Regions from separate parts of the Homo sapiens genome. Here region 2 is linked to region 1. The links are chromatin loops, found by intact Hi-C in ENCODE. Cell type or tissue: breast epithelium. All regions are shown on one strand. Links, peaks and the distances in the headings refer to the core of each region. The heading gives the core; the rest is flanking DNA. Region 1 overlaps GAS1RR (GAS1 adjacent regulatory RNA). Region 2 overlaps LOC105376126 (a long non-coding RNA gene).

Region 1 (12,110 bases), core at 3,752-8,751:
GTCTAGAGAGAAAAACAACTTCAAACATATCATGGTGTTTTGGAAATTATTTGCTGAATATGTCAACATACCCCTTGAAAGAAAAGCAGTTGCCTAGCTTTTGGACTCTTCTCATGTGCAGATTTCTCAAATTTTGAAATAACAAAATCCTTAAAATAATTACTTGGATATGACTCACATTTTTTAGACAGCCTGTTGGATACTTGCTACAAATAATTTCATGTGTCTAATTTAATGGTACAGCTATATAGGGCAAGAAGGAAAAAATAGGAGGGCAGGGAAGCTAAAGAAGAAAGGGAACAGCAAGCAAGGTTTAGATGTAATTGTTTGAGAGTGCTGCCTTAGGAAATAGTAATCTCTTTTGAGGTTTGTAGTCTCGGAATTCTTTTTTTTTTGAGTCAGAGTCTTGCTCTGTCTTCCAGGCTGGAGTGCAGTGGCACAATTTCAACTCACTGCAACCTCTGCCTCCTGGGCTCAAGCAATTCTCCTGCCTCAACCTCCTGAGTAGCTGGGATTACAGGTGTGTGCCACCACACCTGGCTAATTTTTGTATTTTTAGTAGAGACGGAGTTTCACCATGTTGGCCAGCCTGGTCTCGAACTCCTGACCTCAGGTGATCCACCTGCCTCAGCCTCCCAAAGTGCTTGGATTACAGGCTTGAGTCGCGGTGCTCAGCCTAGTCTCTGCATTTTTACTACAGCAAATATTAATGCTTCAATGTCATATATAGCCAGTAAAGCAGAGTCTTCATATTCAAAGTGAAACGTATTTAGGACTGTTTTTTCTCAGTTAACAGTGAAATCAGGGGGGTAACGGTGTTACTAATGATTTCCTATGTATTGACCCAGGGTAGAAAGTTCCTTTCTAGGGGCTGTTGACTTTATGAATCAGGATTATCATCTGAGAGCGCGGGAAGCCTGGTTGGGAGGGTCAGTTGCCAAATAAACAACCTGGGGAACTCTGTGTCTCAAGCAAGAGAAGGACATATTTATTAAACACACATGGTGCTATGGTTTAAATCTGTCTCCCAGTTCAAATTTCATGTCCAATTTTAATCCCTAATGCTGGAGGTAGGGTCTGGTGGGAGGTGACTGCATCATGGGGGCGTTGTTCTCATGAATGGTTTAGCACCACCCATCCTGGTACTGTATAGTGGGCGAGTTCTTACGAGAGATCTGGTTGTTTAAAAGTGTGAGGCACCTTCCTGCTCCCCCTTCCTCCTGCTCTGGCCGTTTGAAGTGCTCTCTGCCACTTTGCCTTCCACCATGTTTGTAAGTTTTCTGGAGGCCTGCCCAGAAGCCGAGCAGATGCCGACACCACGTTCCTGTACAGTCTGTGGAACCATGAGCCAATTACACTTCTTTTCTTTATAAATTACCTGGTCTCAGGTATTTCTTTATAGCAGGGTAAGAACAGACTAATACATTTGGGCAACTGATTTTGCCATTTACATTGCAATTTTATTTTAGTGATTAGCCCAATATTGCACCTTGCAAAACTATCTCCTTCATGGATTTTATTTATTTATTTATTTATTTATTTATTTATTTTGAGACAGAGTCTTGCTCTGTCATCCAGGCTGGAGTGCAGTGGCATGATCTCGGCTCACTGCAACCTTCACCTCCTGGGTTCAAGCAATTCTCCTGCCTCAGCCTCCCCAGTAGCTGGGATTACTGGCGCACACCACCACACCCAGCTAATTTTTGTATTTTTAGTAGAGACAAGGTTTCACTATGTTGGCCAGGCTGGTCTCGAACTCCTGACCTTGTGATCTGCCTGCCTCAGCCTCCCAAAGTGCTGGGATTACAGAGGTGAACCACCACACCCAGCCAAGGATTATCATTATTATTGATGATTAATTTTTTTTTTTTTTTGAGACGGAGTCTCGCTCTGTCACCCAGGCTGGAGTGCAGTGGCATGATCTTGGCTCACTGCAAGCTCCGCCTCCCGAGTTCGTGCCATTCTCCTGCCTCAGCTTCCCGAGTAGCTGGGACTACAGGCGCCCGCCACCACGCCCGGCTAATTTTTTGTATTTTCAGTGGAGACGGGGTTTCACCACGTTAACCAGGATGGTCTCGATCTCCTGACCTCGTGATCCACCTTCCTCGGCCTCCCAAAGTGCTGGGATTACAGGCATAAGCCACCGCACCCGGCCATTGATGATTAATTTTTATTGAGCATTCATATTTTCAGGAGATGTGGTGGGCTGAATACCTACTCTATGCTAGAGTGTACTAGGTTTATATGTGCACCATGCCCTTAATCCTAACATCATTCTACCTATTTGCAGATGCATGGCTTGAGATGCCCAGAGCCATAGTGCTAGCAAGCAACTGGGATATGGAGCTAGATCTCTCTGACTCCAACATCTTGCCTCACTTGCCTCATTGTACATGATGTGCTATCAAGTGCTTACTTTGAGCAGCTGCTGGGAAACAGGTCTGCTGGGGCCTCAAACAATCATTTGGTCTTTAGTCTCTGGTTTAATGTTGGCCAATTATTTTAGCCAACAAACCAAGCAGGTTGGAGGAGTGGGCTGGCTTTGACATCAGCATGTCGAGACTGGCAACCCCGCCTCAGCTCTGATATCATCACGGTGAAGTCAGCCTGGCGTGGCCCCCACTCACAATTCCTGTCAGAATTGTGGTCTAGCCACAAGCCAGACACCGTAGGCTCCAAGAACTGGTAAAAAGCCTGGGCGAAATAGATTGGTGGGAAATGTGCATTCCGTGGGCAGCCAGCTTCCCAAGGCTGCCAACCTTTGCTTTCCTAAAGAGAAAGAAGATTAAGTAGTTAGCTGCCTTGGATTCAGGATGCCAATTTCAACACTACACATGTGCAGAGTGATCCCTTTTGATTGTTTAGGCAACGCTGGAGAGAAATGTGTCTAAAATTATTTTATGTCATTTCAAATGTTCCTATTCTCCATTTTGTGTATGAGCTTCTTGGTGACTTCTTTGAGTCATTCTGATATTTGTGTGCATAGCTAAATGTATATGTGACATAAGCTGTTTTGAGCACCTACATTATAATGTGTCAGGGACAACAGTGCCTCTCTCTTTTCTGAATGTATTTAGCCAGTTAGTGTTAATGTTACCTAAGCTGACACTCCACCATTGTGCCATCGGCTCCAGATCCAGTCCCTGTCCTTCCCCTTCTCTCCCCTCTTCTGTATCACTGAGAGCTTTACCCTGCTGGCTGACTTTCTCAGGCTTCCTTGTAAGCTGTTTTTCAGCAGGGTTTGGCTGAGGGGAGGCACTGGTGAGGGACAAAGGAGAAAGAAAGAAGGGAGAATCCAGGATGTTTTTCCTGTCCCTCTTTGCCTCAAGCAGCATCCCCCGACTCCACACCTCCATTACCCACTTGGCTGCCATAGTTCTCACTGGTTCCTGTGACCTGACCCTTGGGCTCAGGTAACTATGATCTTTCTCTCTGTCCTTCTAGCCTTGGAGACGTGGCAGCTCCCTGCTCATGCAGATCTCTGGGTTACACCGCTGTGCCTGGTTCAGCTTCCTAGCATCTATTATCTATGTAAGGAATTTAATTCTCTCTCTTTGATGTACCCACAGTGGTTTCTGCCTTCTTAGGTGGATCCTGATAAATATAATTACGCTAGTTTTTGTCGCACTTAGGAATGTTTCAGATGCCTATGAATTGCCTTTAAGAGATTTTGGTAAGATATAGTTTAGGGGTCTTTCTTTTAGTTCAACAAACATTCAGTGGGTACCTACTATGCACAACACAAGTTTGTAGGTGAATAGTTATTGATTGTTACACAGCCAGCATCTAAAAAGATGAGACGATCTGAAGAGCGTTCTTTTCAGGTCAGTGGAATGTAATCAGCACAATTGATTTATTGCCTGCACTTAATAAGAGATATTAGGAGACAAAAACATTTATTAATGTTCTTGTTTGATCAGTGTTAATGTCAAGGCTTGTTATACGGGGGTGCCATCAAATCGCCTGCTCGTACATATTCTCACAGAGCACCAAAAATTCCATCCAAATAAATTATTGTTATTATTATTTCAACTGATTCATTTGGCAGGAAAAGTTGGGATCAGAAGAGCAGGTGAGCCATGTTTCCTCCTGCCCTTGATATAGGCAGTCTGGTGTTGAGCTAAGTGAGTGATTAAGACCTTTTTTTTTTTTTTTTGAGACAGAGTCTGGCTCTGTCACCCAGGCTGGAGCACAGTGGGGCCATCTCAGCTCACTGCAAGCTCCGCCTCCCAGGTTCACACCATTCTCCTGCCTCAGCCTCCCAAGTAGCTGGGACTACAGGTGCCTGCCACCACGCCCAGCTAATTTTTTTGTATTTTTAGTAGAGATGGGGTTTCACTGTGTTAGCCAGGATGGTCTCAATCTCCTGACCTCGTGATCTGCCTGCCTCAGCCTCCCAAAGTGCTGGGATTACAGGCATGAGCCACCGCACCCGGCCGATTAAGACCTTTTCTATAGCATCAGGCATTGACCTATGAGACCTGTGAGGTCCACACACTGATAACCAATTCCCTAGGAATGATGAGGAAGACACAGAAGATGGGAGCTATGAGAGCAGCCTTTTGTGATTTTTCATGATGTAACTGATACTTCCTGTGAGCAAATAAGCTACTGGCTAGGTTCATCACAAATGGCCTGTGGTGACTGAAGAGTTGTGCATATTTTTACTTACTAAAGGACATGTATGCAAATTCTTATTGATGTTATAAATCATGGTATTTTGAGGGATGCCAAGAAATTGATCATTTTCACTAAGTGAAATCATCTAATGCCTCTTAGAGGTGAACATCAGAGTTTGGAATAACAAGCATCTTTTACCGCTCTTCCTTGATACTCCTAGACTCTTGCTTTCCTGTCAAACTGCCTCCTATGTTAGCCTCAGAGGGAATGAGGTTGTTAAATTCCAGTTGTGGGATCAGTGGAGGTGTAGTAACCCTAACTTACTATCAGAGTATTCTCTGATAACATGAAAAGAAGAAAGGGGTGGAGGAGAAAGAGAAGAGGAGGGGAGGAGGGATGGGTGACAAGGAGTTAAGGAGGAGTGACGGATAAAGCCATGGCCATTCCAGATGCTGTTGTCTGAGCTACTACCTGCTTGTCCTGTTGCCTTAGGGATGGGGACCCTTCTTGCACTGCATTAGCCCAGTAGGGAAGGCTTGTGGGGCTTTCTATTTGTTTTCATTTATTTACTCTGATAGGAGGCAAGCTTCATTTCCTTAGCTTACCTCTTTTATTCTTTTATACTTAAAGTATACTTTTATTCTTAAATTTTTAAGTATAAAAACCGATCTCACCTGCATTTTCTTCTTGAAACCCATTCAATCTTGTAAGCTAATTGTTTGCCGGTTCACCATTCTCCCAGCTAGATATGAGACACAACCATTTGAAGTTCCTTTTTACGTGTGCCAGATGAAAAATCCAATTCATCCCTTAACTTTCCTTAGTAACCGAAGGAGGTGAAATACACCATCTGTTTGGTTTGTTAAAAAGTGGTGCCTTTGGATATCACATTAATTGGATTTAAAGCGTGGGCAAAATTGAATATCTAGCAGGCCTGGAAGTTATATTTAAAGCTATTTTCCCCTCTCGGTGGAAACAAAATACCGAACATTCATGATAGATTGAGATTTAAAATGGTAGTTCCATAAGAAGGTGGTTCTCCTCTCTCTCTCCGCATGTTCCTCTGTAAAGAAGTTCCTGAATTTAGAATAGAAAATAACAGTAAACAGTATTTTGAAAGCAATGTAGCCTAGTTGGTGTTGAAAAGTTTAAAGATTTAAATGTTCTGTTTGTGAAGGAATTTGCTAATTGTCCTGCAGATGTTCCTTCTTTTTATCCCTTATGTGTCATAGTTTCCTTAACATTCTCTTCCTCCCTTTCTTTCTCTGGCTTTAGCTCTCCATCTTGTTCTCTTTTTTAAAGCAGTGAAGATAAGTTCAAAGAATGTGTAAAACTTCTTTTCTTTCCCTGGAAACAAGGCTATGCCTCAGTGCCAAAGTCCTGAGGCCCTGTCTTGATGAGAAGCCCTCTTGCTTTAATTGTAACTTTTCCAGAAAGTTCTCTCCCAACTCAGTGACTTGTGTATCCTGGATTTAATTTTATTAAGTGAGTTGCAACGTTAAATTATTTGGCCCTATTTCATGACTCCACCTAACATTCTAACCCCCCACTGAAATAATCAAATAGTGAGTAACAAATACCTGTATTTTTTTCAGAGGACTTAAAATGGCGAATTCCTTAAGAGTCCTTGGATGATCAGAAAGCTCTCCTAACAACTCCAAACCATGGCTGGGAATCAGTGTTCTTATCCTTTAAAAAAAAAAAAGACCCATTAGTAGCACTCATTTTTAAGATTTGCTGTTCAGCATAATATTAAAGTCACCTGATCACTTTGCATTCATCTTAGTCAGTATTTTGAATTCCTAAGTTAATATCACCTTTAGAAATAAAGTCAAATGTCTTTGTTTTAGTTACATTATTAATCTTTCATAATGCAATTGAAAATGAACTCTAGTACCTGAATTTATTATTAATTTATTTTTAAAGTAGAGATAATCTTCATTTCTCTTACATGGGGCATTAAACACACATAAAACCAACCTACTAATGTAGATTCAATTCTTTTCCCTGGTGTAAACATGGTAGATCCCACAATGCATAGGCAACTGTGCTAGAAACGGGGCCTCAAGCTGCTTATTCCAAGCTTCCTCTCTGGTGAGCCTTGCCTACAACTCCTCTCCCCATCCCTGGGACTCAGATCCTCCTTAGCAAATGATCTTTCTCTCTCTCTGCTTGCTCTCTCTCTTGCCCTTCCCTCCCCACACCAATTTAAACAATAAAGGCAGAAGCATGAAACCAAGAAATTGCAGTGAGGAAAAGTATAGGTAATATGAGGGATGTTCTGCTTCCCCTATTTTGTGGGATTCATTGAGCAAATGATTTGTCATACAACCTAACTCCTGGTAAGACTAGCTTACCACCTAGTCTTACAAAGTATAGTTGACCACATTGACAGTTTTGCTTAAGGTGGGTCCTGAATATATAGAGCTTCTATAGACATTCCTGATTCTTCATGAAACTTGGCTTTCCTGAGCCATCTTTGCCATGAAAAGCATTTGGTAGCCCTTCCCTATGTTTCATCTCCCTCCTCTTCTCACATACACACACATTGCTGCTACTGCTCCTCTTCCTCCTCCTCACACACACACACCTCTCCCTTAAGAAAGAGTTTGAGAATCACAGAGCTAGAGATAGGACTTGCCTGAGTTCCAGAATATTCCTAATGATGAGGTAGATCACTTCAATCCCCAGAAACATGGATGTGGCATTGAAGAGTCATTGCAAATATGCTGCTAGTCTTCAGGGCTTCTTGCATTTGGTATTTAAAGTAGAGCTTCACTGTTCTCTGAGTTATAGTAGATTTTCAAATTTTTAACATATCTCACTTCCAATATACATAAACCATTAGATTAAGATTATTTTGAGCATAAATTATTTGAGATTATCCATGTGACTACCGACGTTGCATTTGATTATGTGACCAATAGCCAGCTATGAAATCTTCATCAATAAAATAATTTCAGGTGTCACTATAACTTCCTTACCCCAGAAAAAGACTACGATGACGCTCAGATAAGAATTTGATGTATTTGGCAACCTCAAAGTGTCGGAGGAGTATTTGTGAAGTTAAAAGAGTGTTCTAACCAAAGCTATACGGTTATTCCTTGTAGATGGTAAAGAAAGAATGAGAGCATTGTTGGGGTTTAAGGGATTGCATTAACAGAGCTCTGTGTAATATGGTGAAGTAAAACTCCACTGGGAGAGAGGCAGTTTTGCAAATTATGGTGCAGTCAGGTAATTACTCCTCTCCCTCCAAGTTTAGTTGATACTCTCTGAGATTTAAAGTTTGTCTCTGTGAGATATGTAAGTATGTGTGTTCAACAGTCTCTCCATCATGTAAAGGAAGCTAGATGGCTTGTTCATTGACTTAAAAGGCTAATTACCAACAATCACAATTCCTTCTAGTCTGCTGTTCCTCTCAGAGAGGAAAATGTTCTAAACTGGAGGAAGTATAGTGCTGGGCAGGGAAAAGGACAGATCGTGAGTTGAGCCTGTGATAAGAGCCAAAAAGCCTGCAGAGTTTCACACCATGGAGATTAGAAGAAGAAATGGTGGAGGGAGGTACAGGTCAGGTGGTCAAGGTCAAGGTGAATAACTTGAGTGTGACCTGGAGGAGATCCCTTATGAAGGCACTTTTCCTTTCAACTATAGGTGCTTTCCGCCAGAACGGTGAGAGAAGACAGTTTTAAAGTATAATTGTAAGTTTTTTAAAAGTTTTTTTCTCTTAGGATGTAGTTGTCTTGAAGTTACTCCATATCTTCAGGAAAATCTGATCATCCCTTTAGTCTTCAGTGACACGCAAGTGAAGAAGAGGAAACAGGACATTGAGGGAAGCTTGGCCAGGTACCAAATCAATGCCTCATCCCACCCATGCCTTATGGTTCCAGCTGGGAAAGGACAACACCCTTCCAAGGGGATGATGCTTGGTAATGACCATCAACAGCGAGTCAAGGTCCACCTTCAAGGAAGGGGCCATAGGGAGGAGCACTTGAGCTGAGATAGGACTTCCAAGAAGACATCCATAAATACTCAAGTGAGAAGAGACTTTTAGGTTGACAACCCAAGGAAAAAATGGAAAGTGAGGCTAAAAGAAAAGGATTTGTTAAGAAATACTTTAGGATGGCTATCCCTCCAACCTGTTTATCTCCAAGTTGTGAACTCTCCTCTACCCAAATTTATATCTCATGGCTTCACCCTCATGCTTCAGTTTAGAAGTTAAACTTCTCCAAGGAGTGTCACAACTATATATGATACCTTGGATATCTTATAGGATTTTGGACTTGGGTTTCAATTATTTTAAATCCATCCAAATGCCTTTTCTCTGCTGACAGCTCCACACTGCCCACTCAAATAAAAAAGACTCACCAGGAGAATAAATTATTTCTTCCCTTGTCAATGGTAATTTGTGTTCACTAAATTACCTCCAGATCTACTTTCCTGAGTCAAAAATAACTTCATAGTTTTTTTCCCCCCTCCATGTTTAGCTTGGAAAGACATATAGATTTAGAAGTTAACCTCTCTCTGTTAGATGCTCAAGAATAATTAAGCTCGTTTTCTTCTTAAATCAACCAGATGTTTCATTTTAAGATGGAACAATATGTGGTTTATTTGACCCAAGTTCTCATGAAAAGGCCATTGCTTTCATTTTGATAGTCCTGCTTTGCGAGAGGTAAAAATGAAAAACATCTTTAAGAGAATTCCATCTTTTTTTTTCCCTGGGAACAATGCTCAGTCTCAATAGGAAACCACATTTTTTAAGAACATGAAAGTTATTACTGATGATGTCCCGCAATCTGATCAAACACTTAAGGGACAGCCGTCACGTTATGATTTTACCGCACTGTTCTTCATAACTTTCAAAAGAGACTTAAATGTCTACTGTGTCAAGATTTGTTTCTGGCAAGGCATTTATTTACACTATTTCTTTGTCACTTTAGTGTTTTCTTCTAATCAAGCTAGGCTAATATGCTTAGGGCACCTTTCATTTTTGTCTTAAAAAATACCAATAAATGGTTAAGGGTAGTTTTTACAACATGGTGAGTGTTATTTCACAATGTTTCATTAGCCACAAATCCTCAAGTCACTTTTAAGAATTCCAGATGCCCTACTGTAGGTATTTTTGCAGCTGTTTTGTGGGAAATCATGAAAGTGCAACTCCTTTTGACAAAAAAGAGCATATCTCATTTCTACAGGGATTGGTCTCTTTTTACTGTACTTTATAGTAACAAAAAGGGCAATGTAAAGACAGCTGTGTACTGTATATAGTTTCTCCATGTGTCTGAAGTTCAGATAGTGAAAATATCTTCTAATTTGTAAACTACTATGATTTTACTTTGAAGGAAGTCTTTCTTTTAAATTGGTTATGAAATATTTGAAGTTACAACTTTCTTTCTATTATTTGCAGCACACAATTGGGCCTGAAATTTTTTTTATCTGGATCCAATAATTTTGCTTTTGAAATGCATTTTATTATTCTTTGTAACTAAATTCCTAAGTCGACTCCATGCATTCTTTTACTTAGGAGACAACACAGTGAATATAACTGTCGATAACTATTAACTCCTCCTCTAAACTATTAACTATTAACTATCTCCAATCCTCTTAGTATTACATATTTCCTTTAAATTTTTTTTTTCAATTTTGAAAGTTGTATATTTCAGGATGTTATGAATAGCTATTTACTGATATCTTATACCTCAAGAATATTTTGCTGCATAGACAGCCACAGTTTATACATTTTATAAAGAAAGAAGGAAGAAAAGGTTTTCCTTGTGTTAGTTCCAGTACCACACGATCTGTAGTTTTCATCATCGGGCTGTCCCTGAATTGTAATGTGCCCAGTGCTTATTTCTTTCTAACAAAATCACTTAAAAAATGTTGAAACTGGAGATTTAGGGCTCAACGGACCTAAAGGAATTCACATTGCTAAGATTTTGGCTACAGTGTCAAGACTAGACCTGTGATAAACAGGACCTGTGATAAAAGGAAAATAGATGAGGGTCTGGAGATGGGAGGTCATCCTTTGACTCTAGCTCCTTCTAGCTGTGGGTGACATCATTTAGAGCCAATTATGTAGACCCTTACATTTTATAGATGAGGAAACCAATGCTCAGATGTACAAAATTTCGTCTAGAATTTCATAGACCACCCAATGTAAAAAAGGTCAGTTTTCTTATTTTGCCATTTTGTCCTTAACTTCTATTGCTTAAACCTGGGCTTATAGACCTCAGAGTGGGTTCAGAGGAAAGTTGTTCATTCCACAATAGGCAAAGTGACTTAGTAAAACTGTGGGGATGCTGAGCTGAAAAGACACAGTGTCTGTCCTCAGAAGGCTTGACATCTAGTGAGAAATCAACACACAGCCCCGGGATTACAATACACAAAGGCAGATGCCCTGTTGAGGCAGGAATAGAGTTGGGTAGGACAGAAACAAGTGAGGAGGGCAGTGGTTTATGATGCTTGAAGTAGAGTGGAGATGGCCTCCCTGGGCAGACAGAATGACATCCAGACCATGAGGACCTGGAGTGGTGTCTCTGTTACCGAATGCAGGTGTAGAGGGCCGGGGGAGAGGCTGCACAGCAAGTCACAGTGGGATTCTGTAGCCTTTGTCTGCTCTGCCAAGGAGCTTAGATTATTCTACTGTGGACATCAGGGATTCCTTAAAGCATTTAGAACAGGGAAATGACATGCCTGACTTTCCATATTCTAAAGATGATTCACCCATGCCATGCTTTTCTCTCATTGCTATGACAAAACTTGCAGGTTTGAGGGGAAGGCAAAAAATTTCATCTCACCCTAATCAGGCGAAAGTCAGAAAATAACTCTGAAAAGCAAAAGAAGAAATAACCTCCTGACTTAATATTTATCTGAATCACCTCCAAAGTATTCAGTTTACAAGAATTTTCAGGCCTGTCATTGTTTTACTCAAAACTCTTTATTACAATTTAAAGTACTACGTGTAAGACAATTCTTTCCTTAAATTCAACAAAATATTTAGTTCCACTGAAGTGGTTGACTTGTGAAATTGTTTCTGCTTTTCTTTAAAGGATGTTGTAATTTATTGGATCTTTTATTGGACTTAAGGGACCAATTTATTTACATATACTCATATGATCCTTGGGATCAGATGGTCCTTAGCCTAAAACCCTGCTCTTCTAAGTAGAGTGGGAAATTATCAGGACAATGGCACTTTTGTCTTAGGTGTCCTGGGAGAATGAAATATGGTAATGCATTTCTAGTGATTTGTACCATGTGGCACATAGCAGGTGAACCAAAAATGTGAGCTCCTGCCTCCACTTGTGGCAGGCCTACAGGAGAGTGAGTTCTGTTTGATGAGGGCATGGCTGAGCTGGATGGCACAGATTCTGTGAGTCCACTTTACCATCACAGCCTCCTAGGAAACACAACTTGTTCATCAGCCAGCACTGGGAATCCAGGTAAATTAAGCAAGGACTTTGCGACACTTGTCAAGTAAAAAGAAAGCTGTCCGA
Region 2 (12,110 bases), core at 3,945-8,944, 270 kb after region 1:
CTCACTTTCCGTTCTGCGGAAGCTGTTGTAACAAATGCTTGTAGGAGATTTTTGTTCTACCTCTACCTGCAGCTTAACGAGGAGCTCCTAAAGGGTAAACATTACACAGACATATGTAGAAAGATGTTTTGTAATTCTTTACAAAAAAATTACAATTCTTTGGTAATTTTTTTTTTTTTTTTTTTTTGAGATGGAGTCTTACTCTGTCGCCCAGGCTGGAGTGCAGTGGCGCGATCTCAGCTCACTGCAACCTCCACCTCCCGGGTTCAAGTGATTCTCCTGCCTCAGCCTCCTGAATAGCTGGGACTACAGGTGCGTGCCACTACACCCGGCTAATTTTTTATTTTTAGTAGAGATAGGGTTTCACCATGTTGGCCAGGCTGGTCTCAAACTCCTGGCCTCAGGTGATCCACCTACCTCGGCCTCCCAAAGTGCTGGGATTACAGGCGTGAGCCACCGCACCTTAAAACTTTGGTAAGTTTTAAGGAAAAGAGTGTGCATTGCAAATTCATTTTCAAACTATCTGAACTGATAAGAAAAATTAACCCACTCAGCTCTTTAACCTAATGTGTTTTTTTCCATTTTCTGGTAAACTCGATGCTTTAAATTACTAAAAAATAATAACAAACACTTTATATCTGCAGTATACATTTATATCAAATACAATATTTTCTGAAACTGATATTCTCTTGAAACCAAGGCATTCCCTTACATCTCACATTTGGTACCAGAAGACATTATCACAAAACATATGTGTCTTTTGAGTCACTCTGCTGTTCTTGGAGTAAACATATTCAGAGACAGATATCTGAGTCAGGTCCCAGATATTGCATTATTTTTTATTGTAGAAACAGTAATTCCTCCACTCTGCTGCTTGTCGGAATAAAGTTGCTAATGGGTTTGTGCCCACAAACTCCCACATTTGAAAGAGAGCTTATAATTCTAAGAAATGTAGATTCCAGCCAGGCACAGTGGCTCATACCTGTAATCCCAGCACTTTAGGAGGCAAAGGCAAGTGAATCATTTGAGGTCAGGAGTTCGAGACCAGCTTGGCCAACATGGTGAGACCCGGTCTCTCCTAAAAATACAAAAATTAGCCAGATGTGGTGGCTGGCGCCTGTAATCCCAGCTACTTGGGAGGCCGAGGCAGGAGAATCGCTTGAATCCAGGAGGCTGAGGTTGCACTGAGCTGAGACCGTGCCACTGCACTCCAGCCTGGGCAACAGAGTGAGACTCCATCTCAAAAAAAAAAAAAGAAAGAAAGAAAGAAAAAGAAAAAGAAATGTAGATTCCAGAAAACAGGAGACTCCCTGTGGGTTGTGCATCCTCTTCTGCATTACATGGGTCTCCATCATTGTACTCTCAAGGTCTTTGCTGCATCATTAAGAAATTAGAGCAGTGACAACTTCCCAGATTCTGGCAGGTATAGCAGACACTCAACCAACTTTTTGTTTTATTAATTTTTTTTAAATAACATACCTTCTGGACAAGGAAAATTCTCAGGCTGGGCACTTGCCAATGCAGATTCAGCCGTGAGAGACTTGTCACTATGTATTAGTGGCTTGCCTTCTGCATTCCTGGAAGTAAATGTAAGGTATTTGCTTATTTTCTGTGTAACTTCTTATGCCAAGGGAAAAATCCCAGAAAAAATAGTCATGATGGACCTCGAAAACATTCTGCTAAGTGAAACAGGCCAGATGAGAAAAACCGCATATTGCAAGATTCCGCTTGTGTAAAATGTCTGGAACAGGCAGATTATATATAAAGACAGAGAGTGCATTTGCCTAGATCTGGGGAGGGAACAGGGATTTACTGCAAGTGGGCCCAAGGGATCCCTCTGGGGTGATGGAAACATTTTAAAACTGGATTGTGGTGACGGTTGAACAACTCTATAAATTTAGTAAAAAGTAGTTGAATTATACACTTAAAACAGATGAATTTTACAGTATGTAAAAAATAGAATAGGTATCTAACAATGTAATTATCACCTTCTAACATATGGAATATACTATGTTCAAAAGAAAGCAGTAAGTCACCCTCTAATTGCACACCTGAACACAAAGAAAATTCAAAGAATTTGCTTCATTTTATATTTCAGTAAAAGCTCATGTCATGCTTCAACTATACAATAACTTCTCCTTCAGCCTACAGTGTACTCAATTATATTTTAATCTATGATTATAAGCAAAGCCTGCATTCTAAGCTTTATTGGGATTCCTAGGGAAATTCCAAGCAAATTTATTGGAATTACCCATTTTAAGCATTACCCAAGAATTACATGCTTTTAATATTTTTATGTCATCATTCACTTTTTATCCTGATATAATTTCAAACTTACTGAAAGTTTTCAAGAATAGTTCAAAGAATTCCATATACCATAGCCAGAATCGCCAGTTGCTACACTTGCCACATATTCTTTGCCATTCTTTCTCTGTAGATATTCTTAAATCTTTTTTCTTTTTCACATACAAACAGATTGCATGTGCACAAGAAAAATAACACAATTGAGATACACGTAATAGCCCCCACACTCTTACTCCCTAGAGAAAGTCATTATGAAAAATTTCTGGAATATTCTTCATAGTTTTTAGAGAAGAAAATGAAATAATCTATGTTTAAAGTGCTTTGCAGATTGTAGGGTACGTGTAATATGAGTTACTATCAAAGTCAATGCAGTCAATTCTAGTTTCCTCTTGCAGTTGAACTGGCAATGACCTGGCACACTGTATCCCATTTCATGTGTGGAGTGACGTCTTGGAAGGCAATGTGGAGCTTGGGGTGGCCAGCAGCTGAATTAACTGATTATTGGACTGAATGAAATTGCCGAACTGAAAGTCCTAGCAAAAACAGAAGAAATGACTAACAAAGCAATGATCACACACTCCTAGTATATGCATCATACGACATTCGGAGAAAGACAGAGCCACTTGTACTTCACAGATCCATACAAGGGAAATGGAACAACATTGCTCAGTGTGCTCTGTAATTATTTTTCCTGGCCATCCATTTCTAAGCCATTGGCCTCCCATCAATGATCATTGTGTACTTGGAATCACAACAGACAGCATGGCTGATGCCAACGCTAATCTGAGTCAGTTCATAGAAAGGACCCTGACCGTAGCCCTGCTGACAATGGAAAGAGAGAAGTGAAAAATAACAGAGAATGAAAAGGAGCCACATTAACAAAGGACATGTTAAAACAACAGCCACCTCAAGAAGTGCCCCCACTTCCATGTTTACAGTGTGCTTTCTGCCTGAAGCCACCCCAGCCTAAAGTTTCTCACAGCGAACCCCCCTAGCTTTATGGAACCTCACAGATCCTGTGCAGACACTCAGTGGGTGTGTAGACTACAGTGCAGTGGCTATAAACACAAACAGTTTCTTAACTTCCTGGGAAGTGACTTTAGACAGCTCTTCCCAAAGGACAGAGGCTTCCAAAGCCTTAGGGAAACCTTGTTCACAGAAGGAGTAGGGTCATTTAAGTGAGTAAATGTGTGTACACCTCTGTGTACACCCAGTGTATTTGCAGGTCTGTGATTTGATGAGTGTCTAAACCATGGCTATCAGGGAAATTATCTACACAATCTCAGCATTGGCCTCAGTCCCTGGAGTCATGCCCAGCAGGCATCCGAATGGTTGAAGGAACTGAGTGGACAACATTCTAGGCCAGATCAACATTTGGTACAGTCAAGGAAAGATAATAGATAATCTGATATTCCTAGACACAACTAGACTCAAAAACAAACCTCCTCTCAAGTCTGCTTCAATCCTTGTTCCAGTGTATTAAAGAGGCTGTCTGCTGATCACGGTAGTATCTCAGCGCTAAGTCGGCCATGCAGGCTGGGCCAGCACTGGACCTAGGTCATCCTCTCACCTGACCTCTGTGGTTACACCAGAGCAGCATTTTATGTCCATTGGGTCTTTGCTGAGTTTGAGAATGGTTTCGAATAAGTGCATTCGAACAGTTGTTCTCTTATTTCTCCCAATTCTAGTCAATCTAGTGTGATGGTTAAGAGCAGAGACTGTAGAGACAAAATGCCCAGAGTTACCTCCAAGCAATGAACTTCCTCCTGTAAAACAAGGGTCCCAATACTATCCACCTCATGAGACAGAGGGTTAAAAGGACTAATACACGTAAAGTGTTTAGAACTACTTCTGGTATGTGGTAAGTGTTCTTTAAATAGTAGCTAGCATTGTCATTATTATTAATACCAGTATTATGTTATTTATACATAACTGTATGTATATTTAAAGCTCCTTTACTTTTCTAGATAAAATGAAATTAGGAAAATACATCTAATGCAATGGAAAAGAGAGCACATGGAAATAGAACGGCAATGGAAAAAGGGGTATGTGTTGTCCCCACGTCCACTCATGCCTTCTCTGCTCCCCACATGTCACCTAAAGTGCTGTTTGAAAATTGTCAATCTGATCATCTCTTTCCTCTGATTTAGAAATAAAAGGTTTCCTATCACTCTTGGGTAAGGTTCAAAATAAACATGGAGCCCGGGTGCAGTGGCTCATGCCTGTAATCCCAGCACTTTGGGAAGCTGAGGCGGGTGGATCACCTGAGGTCAGGAGGTCGAAACCAGCCTGGCCTCCGTGGCGAAACTTCTTCTCTACTAAAAATACAAAAATTAGCCTGGTGGGGTGGCGGGCACCTGTAATCTCAGCTACTTAGGAGGCTGAGGCAGGTGAATCGCTTAAACCCAGGAGGCGGAAGTTGCAGTGAGCCAAGATCACACCACTGCACTCCAGCCTGGGCGACAGAGCAAGACTCCTTCTCAAAAAAAAAAAAATGAAAATAAACATGGACCACAAGACCCTGCCTGATATGGCCTTGCCACTGTTTCCGTTTATCTTGTGCCTCTCTTCCCTTTATCTCTCCCACTTCAACCTTATATTGTGCACATACACATGGCTATGCCCTAGGTTCTCAGATCTTTTAAGTTCGTTCTCCTCTCAGTCAAGAGCCCTCTATTCTTCCCACCTCTGCTCCCCTTGCTTCCTCAGACTCAACCTGTTACGTCACACAGAGACCTTTCCTGGTGCTCCAGGCAAGTTCAGGCCCTTGCAGTCCTTCATAATACTGCAAAAATTGAAATTATTTGCCAAATATATCTTGGCTCACTGCAACCTCCACCTCCCGGGCTTACAATCCTCCCACCTCAGCCTCCTGAGTAGCTGGGACCACCAGCATTAAGTATTTTAATGTACATAATTAAGACCATACTATTTAAAATTTAATCTTTGTCAAAGCACAGTGACTCTTTGCTAATATTTCTTGCCCTCAGATCTGTTTAGATTCATGTTAATACGGCCATTCCAGATTGTTTTTTTGTTTTGTTCTGTTTTATTTGTTTTTTTGGTTGCTATTCATCTGTAACTAATTTTTTTCTTCATCTTATGACTCTCTTTCTGTGTGCTTTTGTTACAGGTGGAACTTTTATAAAAGATATAGAAGTTACTTTTTAAAAATACTTCTAGTGAGATCAAGACCATCCTGGTTAACACGGTGATACCTCGTCTCTACTAAAAATACAAAAAATGAGCCGGGCGTCGTAGCGGGCGCCTGTAGTCCCAGCTACTCGGAAGGCTGAGACGGGAGAATGGCGTGAACCCAGGAGGCGGAGCTTGCAGTGAGCCGAGAACGCGTCACTGCACTCCAGCCTGGGCGACAGAGCCAGACTCTATCTCAAAAAAGCAACAACAACAACAAAAAAAATACTTCTAGTGATCTTTCTGTTTTAAATGGAGAGTTTAATACGTTTACATTCAATATGATTTCTGACGTGTTTGGCTTTATTGTGTGGTAGATTGGATTCACCAAAAATTCTGTTTTCCATCCTTGAAGGAAGATTCTCTGAAGGAGAGAATACCTCACCCACCTGAAGCAGTGCCATGTAACTTGCCAGTGGAAAGTGGGAGAAGTGAGGTGGCAGGTGCAATGCTTTGCCTCATTTCCTTTTCCTCTGCCACAAAAACTGACAATGTCGGGACAGAGGCTGCTCTGGGAGCCTGGGACCAAACTGAACCCACAGTATGGACATGAAGAATGAGCAAGAAATAAATATTTGTTATTAGGACCTGGTCCCAGTGAGATATATAGTGGTGGTTTACGGCCCCAGTACAACCTAGCCCCTGACTAAGACACATTTCTGTAATCATATTTTGAAGATTGTTATTTCTATAACATTTATTTTATTTTTCTTTTTTAAAGTGATTTTTTGATAGCTGTTTTGTTTCTATTATTATCATTGCCTGCCTTGCCTTCCTTGAGGTTTTTTTAGATTGTTTTTCTCCTTATCTCCTTGTTCTCTTGCACTAATATATAAATTATACACTTTGCTGTTATACTTTCAGTGACTGCTCTAGAAATTTTAACATGAATGTTTGACTTCACAAAATCTAAGTTTATTAACATCTCAGTCATACAAGAAATTTAGTATGCTCTCATTACAATCCCTCTGCTCCTAATTTATATAGAATTATTGTTCTACAATTTAGTGCCATCTTGAACTGTTAATCCACAAATTAGACATTATTATCACTGTTTTAGCCAGTGATTATTTAGTTTTATCCAGACATTGAACATTTTGCTTTCTGCTCAGCATTTCTTCTTGCATTTCCTACCTCTTTTCTGTTCCTAGTATATTGAGAGATTTAAATCATAAATGGATATTGAAGTTTGTTAAATGTTTTTGTCCTTCATTAATTGATATAATCATTGAATTTTGTCCTTTATACTGTTACTATGGTAGATTTTATTAATTTTCAAGTATTGAACTAGCCTTGCATTTCTGGCATAAACCCCACTTGGTTGTGATGCTTTATTCTGTTTATATATTGCTAAATTTGATTCACTAATAGTTTGTTAAGTGGCTAAGTGGTTTTGCATTCATATTCCATAAAGATATTGGCCTGTGGTTTTCTTTCTCAGTACTGTCTTTGTCTACTTTTGGCATTAAAGTAAGCCCGGCACCATAAAATGAATTGGAATGTATTCCCTCTTCTTCTATTTTCTGGAAGAAATTAGAAAATTTGTGTCACTTCTTTAATGTTTGGAAGAAACCAACAGTGAACCCATCTGGTCCTGAAAATTTATGTTTTAGAAGGTTTTGAGCTATGAATTCACTTTATTTAATAGTTACAGATTATCTATTTTATCTTAAGTGAGTTTTGGTGCTTTGTGGTTTGCGAAGACTTGGTTCATTTCATCTACATTACTTGTAACTGTAGTGTTCTTTGTTGTATTCCCTTATCATCCTTTTAATTTTCCATGGATTCATAGAAATTTTAAAATGTAATTATTTTCCATTTTACCTAACACCAAAACAGGAAGTTTCCCTAACATCTCCCTCTGCTGGGCCAGGATTCTTTTTTTTCTAGTTATCACATAAAAGAGTGACCTTTTAGTGTTTTCTGACTGAAAAAGAGTCTCATCTTTTCTTTTTTGCCTGGTTCCTGAGCATATGACCCATTAAAACCCAGGCCAGAGGTCACCTATGACTGAGAAATATACCCAGAGAAAATACAAGCTAACCTATCCTATGGTTCATATATTCCTTTGGTTTCTAGTCTCCAAGGAATTTTCTGATTTTCTTGGCAGTTCAGTCCTCCATTAAAAAAGAGATTTTTGGTTTTGTTTGTTATAATACATTATCCAACACTCAAAAGTATGTTGTTCTAGAATTTCTCCAAAATATTAGTCTACCATATCTCTAGGAGCAATGATGAGACAGCAATTTATTGACTGAATTGGAAAAAAAAAGTTTTAAATGTGATTGAGGAAAACCTAGACAATAATGTGGTGAGGACTACAGCTTGGCTGTGTGTCTTGAAATGTTTAAAACCACATGTCTTATGACGCAGCAACTCCATTTCTCAGTATCTGTCCCAGGATAACTCCTGCAGACATGAACAAGAATGCTTATGACAGCCGAGTGTGTAATAATGAAATTTAGAAAACACTAAAATGTTTATCACTGTGTGTAATGAAATTTTAGAGTGTGTAATAATGAAATTAGTGTGTAATAATGAAATTTATTTCATTATTAACTGTGTGTGTAATAATGAAATTTAGTGTGTAATAATGAAACTTAGAAAACACTAAAATGTTTATCATTGTGTATAATAATGAAATTAGGAAAACATTAAAATGTTTAACAGTGGGAAAGATTAAATAAATTAAGGGACATATTTATTCTGGAATATTCCAAGCATACTGATATGGATGGCTCTTAAGAGTTCTTACATTAACAGAGTCAGTGCAAGTAAGTGCTTAGCAAAGACTATGTGTTCAATAAATGTAGCAACTGTTATTTTTTCAGGTGTTCCCTGTATTCCCTATCTTTCTGACTTACCGAAGTGGAATTGGGTTTATATCAAATGGCATCCACTGAGTCAACCTCTCTCTCTCTCTATCTCTCTCTCATTCAAAAGAACCATCTGTCAAGGAAGTATGGAATACAAAATGTAACACATTTCATGCTCTATTTTATTTGTTCCCTTCATTCACTAATCAGTTAGAAAAACATATGATCTTTGACTTTGGGATAAAATTAAAATAGATAAATAAATGTAGATAAATATATTTCCAACTAATACACCAATTGAGTCAAGTGCCTGGGCCGCATCTAACACCTTTCTGTTAAAAATGTCTCCCTTTTGACATTTAGCTAAGCAACAAAATTCCCACAAACTTGATTGGATTAATTGACAGTTCCTGGTAAATAAGTAATTAAGACATTTTCTTTCCTTTCTACAGAACCCATCTTTGGAACTCATATAAGCTTACTTTGATCAAAGCAAGGGCTGTAAAGGATTAGGGAGGAAGCAGCATTGAACTTTAGTTCACACATGAGTGCAAAGGCAAGATCTCCTGATTAAAACTCCTCACAGGGGAAATCATTAATTCCCTGAACACCAAGTGTCTTCACTTTGTTAGAACTTGGAATTGCAGCAGATTGAAGTAGGGCTCATAGAGGTCTTACTTTAAGTAGAGTATTAGTGTTAAGATTTCAGGTCCTAGTAAACACTATTGTCCTAGTAAACACTATTGCATAGGGCTATTTTATCATAGGAAATGAACATTTAATATGTTCATGATTCCTATAATACCTTCTAATATCTTAGTTGGTAGTATCTGTAATTGTACATTCCAAACAAATACCACATTATTCTTCATTCATTATCTCTATCAAATGTATTAGATGGAATCCTCATCTTCCAGAATAACTGGGAGAAATTTTACCTATTAACAATCATGACCAAAAAAAGGGATAGAAGTGTTTATGTTGCTTAAACTCAAAGACCAGCTTGCTCATAATGATGTCCACCCTTAGAAGAAGTTACCTGGAGGAGCTAAGTTTTCCACGGTCCTCCCAAATCCTCAAACAGAGAAAATCAAGTCTGTCAAGTTTCTAACATTCTTCCAGTATCAGAAAAGATAATCCACCAGAATCAATCAGCCCAATCAAAACAGCCTGATCCGGCACTGTCTGAGGTATAGGGAAGTAGACCACATCACTTGTGCAATCATGTATCTTAAAATAGAAATGTAAACCCTAAAGGGCTAGGACACAGACGCGTTCAAAGGGCATGGCTCAGATAGTAAACAAAATTCAGAGACAGTAGGAGCAGTGCAAGCTGAAGTGATGTGACTTGACAAGATCTTACTGAGAAAGTGGGTTATCAGTAGGCTTTGAAGGATAAACAGGAGGTAGACAAGCCTGGGAGGGAGACACCCACGACCTTTTAAATGGTTCCCTTCTCTCTAGCCTTGCTCCCTAATCTATACTGCATAACACAGCCTCGCTAGCTGTAGCAGACAGGTGTGACTCCACAATGTCCACCACTTCCATTCCCTGTTGAGGAAATTTCTCTGAGCTCAAGAGTAGCACTGACTGAGACCCAGTTCTTTAAAACAAACCCTAAGAAGGTATTCCTTAATCTTAAAAGAAAATCGAGAAGCCAAGATTTCTCTCCTGTTGGGCAAATAAGTTGGTATAGAGCATGTTAATAAAATGAAGGAAACTAGCCTTAGGATAATGCCAAAACAATGATTGCTTCAAATCATTGACAGTTTCGTGCTTATTTGTTACAGCAGTTAGTAGTATCTTAACTGAGGTAGGGACTGTTGAACTGGCCATTGTATATGCTCCGTAGAAACTTTGTCTTGAAACATTTGAAACTATTTTCCAAACAATTAATATGTTGGTCTAAAAGTAGGCTGTGCTTTTTATATCCAGTGTGTCTTTGCACTCTCACATCCCTGTCCTCTCCTAAGACTTTAGAGAATAATCAAATAGTTAGTTGGAAAGACACCTTGGGCTGGGCGCAGTGGTTCACGCCTGTAATCCCAGCACTTTGGGAGGCCGAGGTGGGCAGATCACCTGAGGTCAGGAGTTTGAGACCAGCCTGGCCAACATGGAGAAACCCTGCCTCTACTAAAAATACAAAATTAGCCAGGCGCGGTGGCACATACCTGTAATCCCAGCTACTTGGGAGGCTGAGGCAGGAGAATCACTTGAACCCTTGAGGCGGAGGTTGGCATGAGCTGAGATCGCACCATGGCACTCCAGCCTGGGCAACAAGAGCAAAACTCCATCTCAAAAAAAAAAACAAGAAAGAAAGACACCTTGGGCATAACTCATTTAAACAACAGTATTTGAATACCTACCACATCTGGGGCCTGTGCTGAACCTTGTGATACAGATGTGGTCCCTGCTCTCTGTTTGCAACACAGAAAACCCAGATGGTCCTGAGGCCTAGCAGATCTCCTCCAAAACCAAAACAAAACTAGAACATCCAACCAAATTTAGGATGACAGAAGGAACCTGAGTTCCTAAGAACATTTCTGAGTCACTGAATCAAACAACTCTGAACCACACGCACCTATGAACTCTGGTTGTCTGAGCAAGTCTATTCTATTCTGTTCTGTTCCACATTTTTTGGAACAGAATTTATTTCATAAATTCACAAATGGATCATGACCTGCAGTTTGAAGAACACAGCTGCAGCTTTCAAATATCCAAAGACATAAAGGAATGAATATATAACTGGGATAGGGCTTGAATCAGCCCTCCTCAAAAATAAATGCTCTCTAAATTCTCTCACTCCACGTTAAATATTAGTGTGAACATTACGAGATACCGTTTTATGCAATTTTATATAATATTAAAGGAAAGCTCCTTGCCTACATTTCCAAGTAAAAACTGATGCTTCGAGACGTGTGCTGTTGACCCTATTGATTCTCTTACCCGGGACTCTGCGTCTACCCCCAGAACACTCCCTTCCTCAGTAGGAAGTACAGGCTGGGGGAACAAAATCCAAGCTCCATGGCAGGCTTGGCACAGTCTTCAGGACAAAGCCCCTCCTTACAATGCCCAGGGGGACACTGGACAATGAGAACAGAATCCAGACTTAAAGCTGTACAGGCTAAAAAAGGCCACTGCAAGGTTTTATATATGCGAGTTACATGTTAAAATCAGCACCTGGGTAAGCCATTGATAGGAGTAAGACTATGAAATTCAGGCTTTTGGAAATTTAATTTGTTAGGGAAAGATGAGTCAATAATTGGAGGAAAAAAAGGGATTGGGAAGAAACATTAAAAAAAATAATAAAATAAAAGAGCTAGTAGTGGCCCAGGACTGAGAGGTGAGGTCTAGGCTAGGGCAGAAGAAACGTGGTGGGAGAGACTGTCCCCTGGCCTTCTGGGACACTAGTGTATAAAAGTAATTGATTCAAATAAAATAGTAGGCAGGAATATTCTGACCATTCCTGCAGGAGGTGGGGAAGGCCCTCAAACCCAAGTTCAACTGGGAATGAGGGGAAGATCTCCATATGTTTACCCTGAAGAAGAGAAATCTTAATGGGAAGAAAAATGTTTTAAACTTTTGGATGTCTCTTAGGAGTGGGTCCGATTAGCAGATATTTCTGCTGGATTACTATCAGGAAGATATTCTTATTATAGTTACTTCACAGTCAAATGGGTAACTATTGAGGGAATAGGGTCCTCTATCATTAAAGGTGTTCAAAGTTGACACTTATCTGGGTATATGTCACAGAAAAATGTTAGGTTGGAGTCCCATGAAAGCAGGCAGAGAACA

What was found. Hi-C counts contacts between places; a loop is a spot of excess contacts. Peaks named below come from ENCODE experiments on the same cell type or tissue, not always from the same donor. Only the 100,000 strongest peaks of a DNase experiment are listed, where the experiment ranks them.
Region 2: a loop joins it to region 1, with 11 times the contacts of the local background. A loop is called at or near these places in 1 of 110 quality-filtered maps.

The regions. Positions count from the first base shown.
Region 1 is chr9:86,966,046-86,978,155 of GRCh38, forward strand. All of the region lies in intron 2 of GAS1RR (GAS1 adjacent regulatory RNA), which reads left to right. Among named protein-coding and RNA genes, the nearest start is that of GAS1RR, 23 kb to the left of the region's middle. RefSeq lists an enhancer at 3,884-4,053. In breast epithelium, for the core only: no CTCF peak of the experiment used is centred there; no DNase peak of the experiment used is centred there; H3K27ac peaks cover 2,518 bases.
Region 2 is chr9:87,235,921-87,248,030 of GRCh38, forward strand. The region is part of intron 10 of LOC105376126 (a long non-coding RNA gene); the gene reads right to left. Among named protein-coding and RNA genes, the nearest start is that of LINC02872, 93 kb to the left of the region's middle. In breast epithelium, for the core only: no CTCF peak of the experiment used is centred there; no DNase peak of the experiment used is centred there.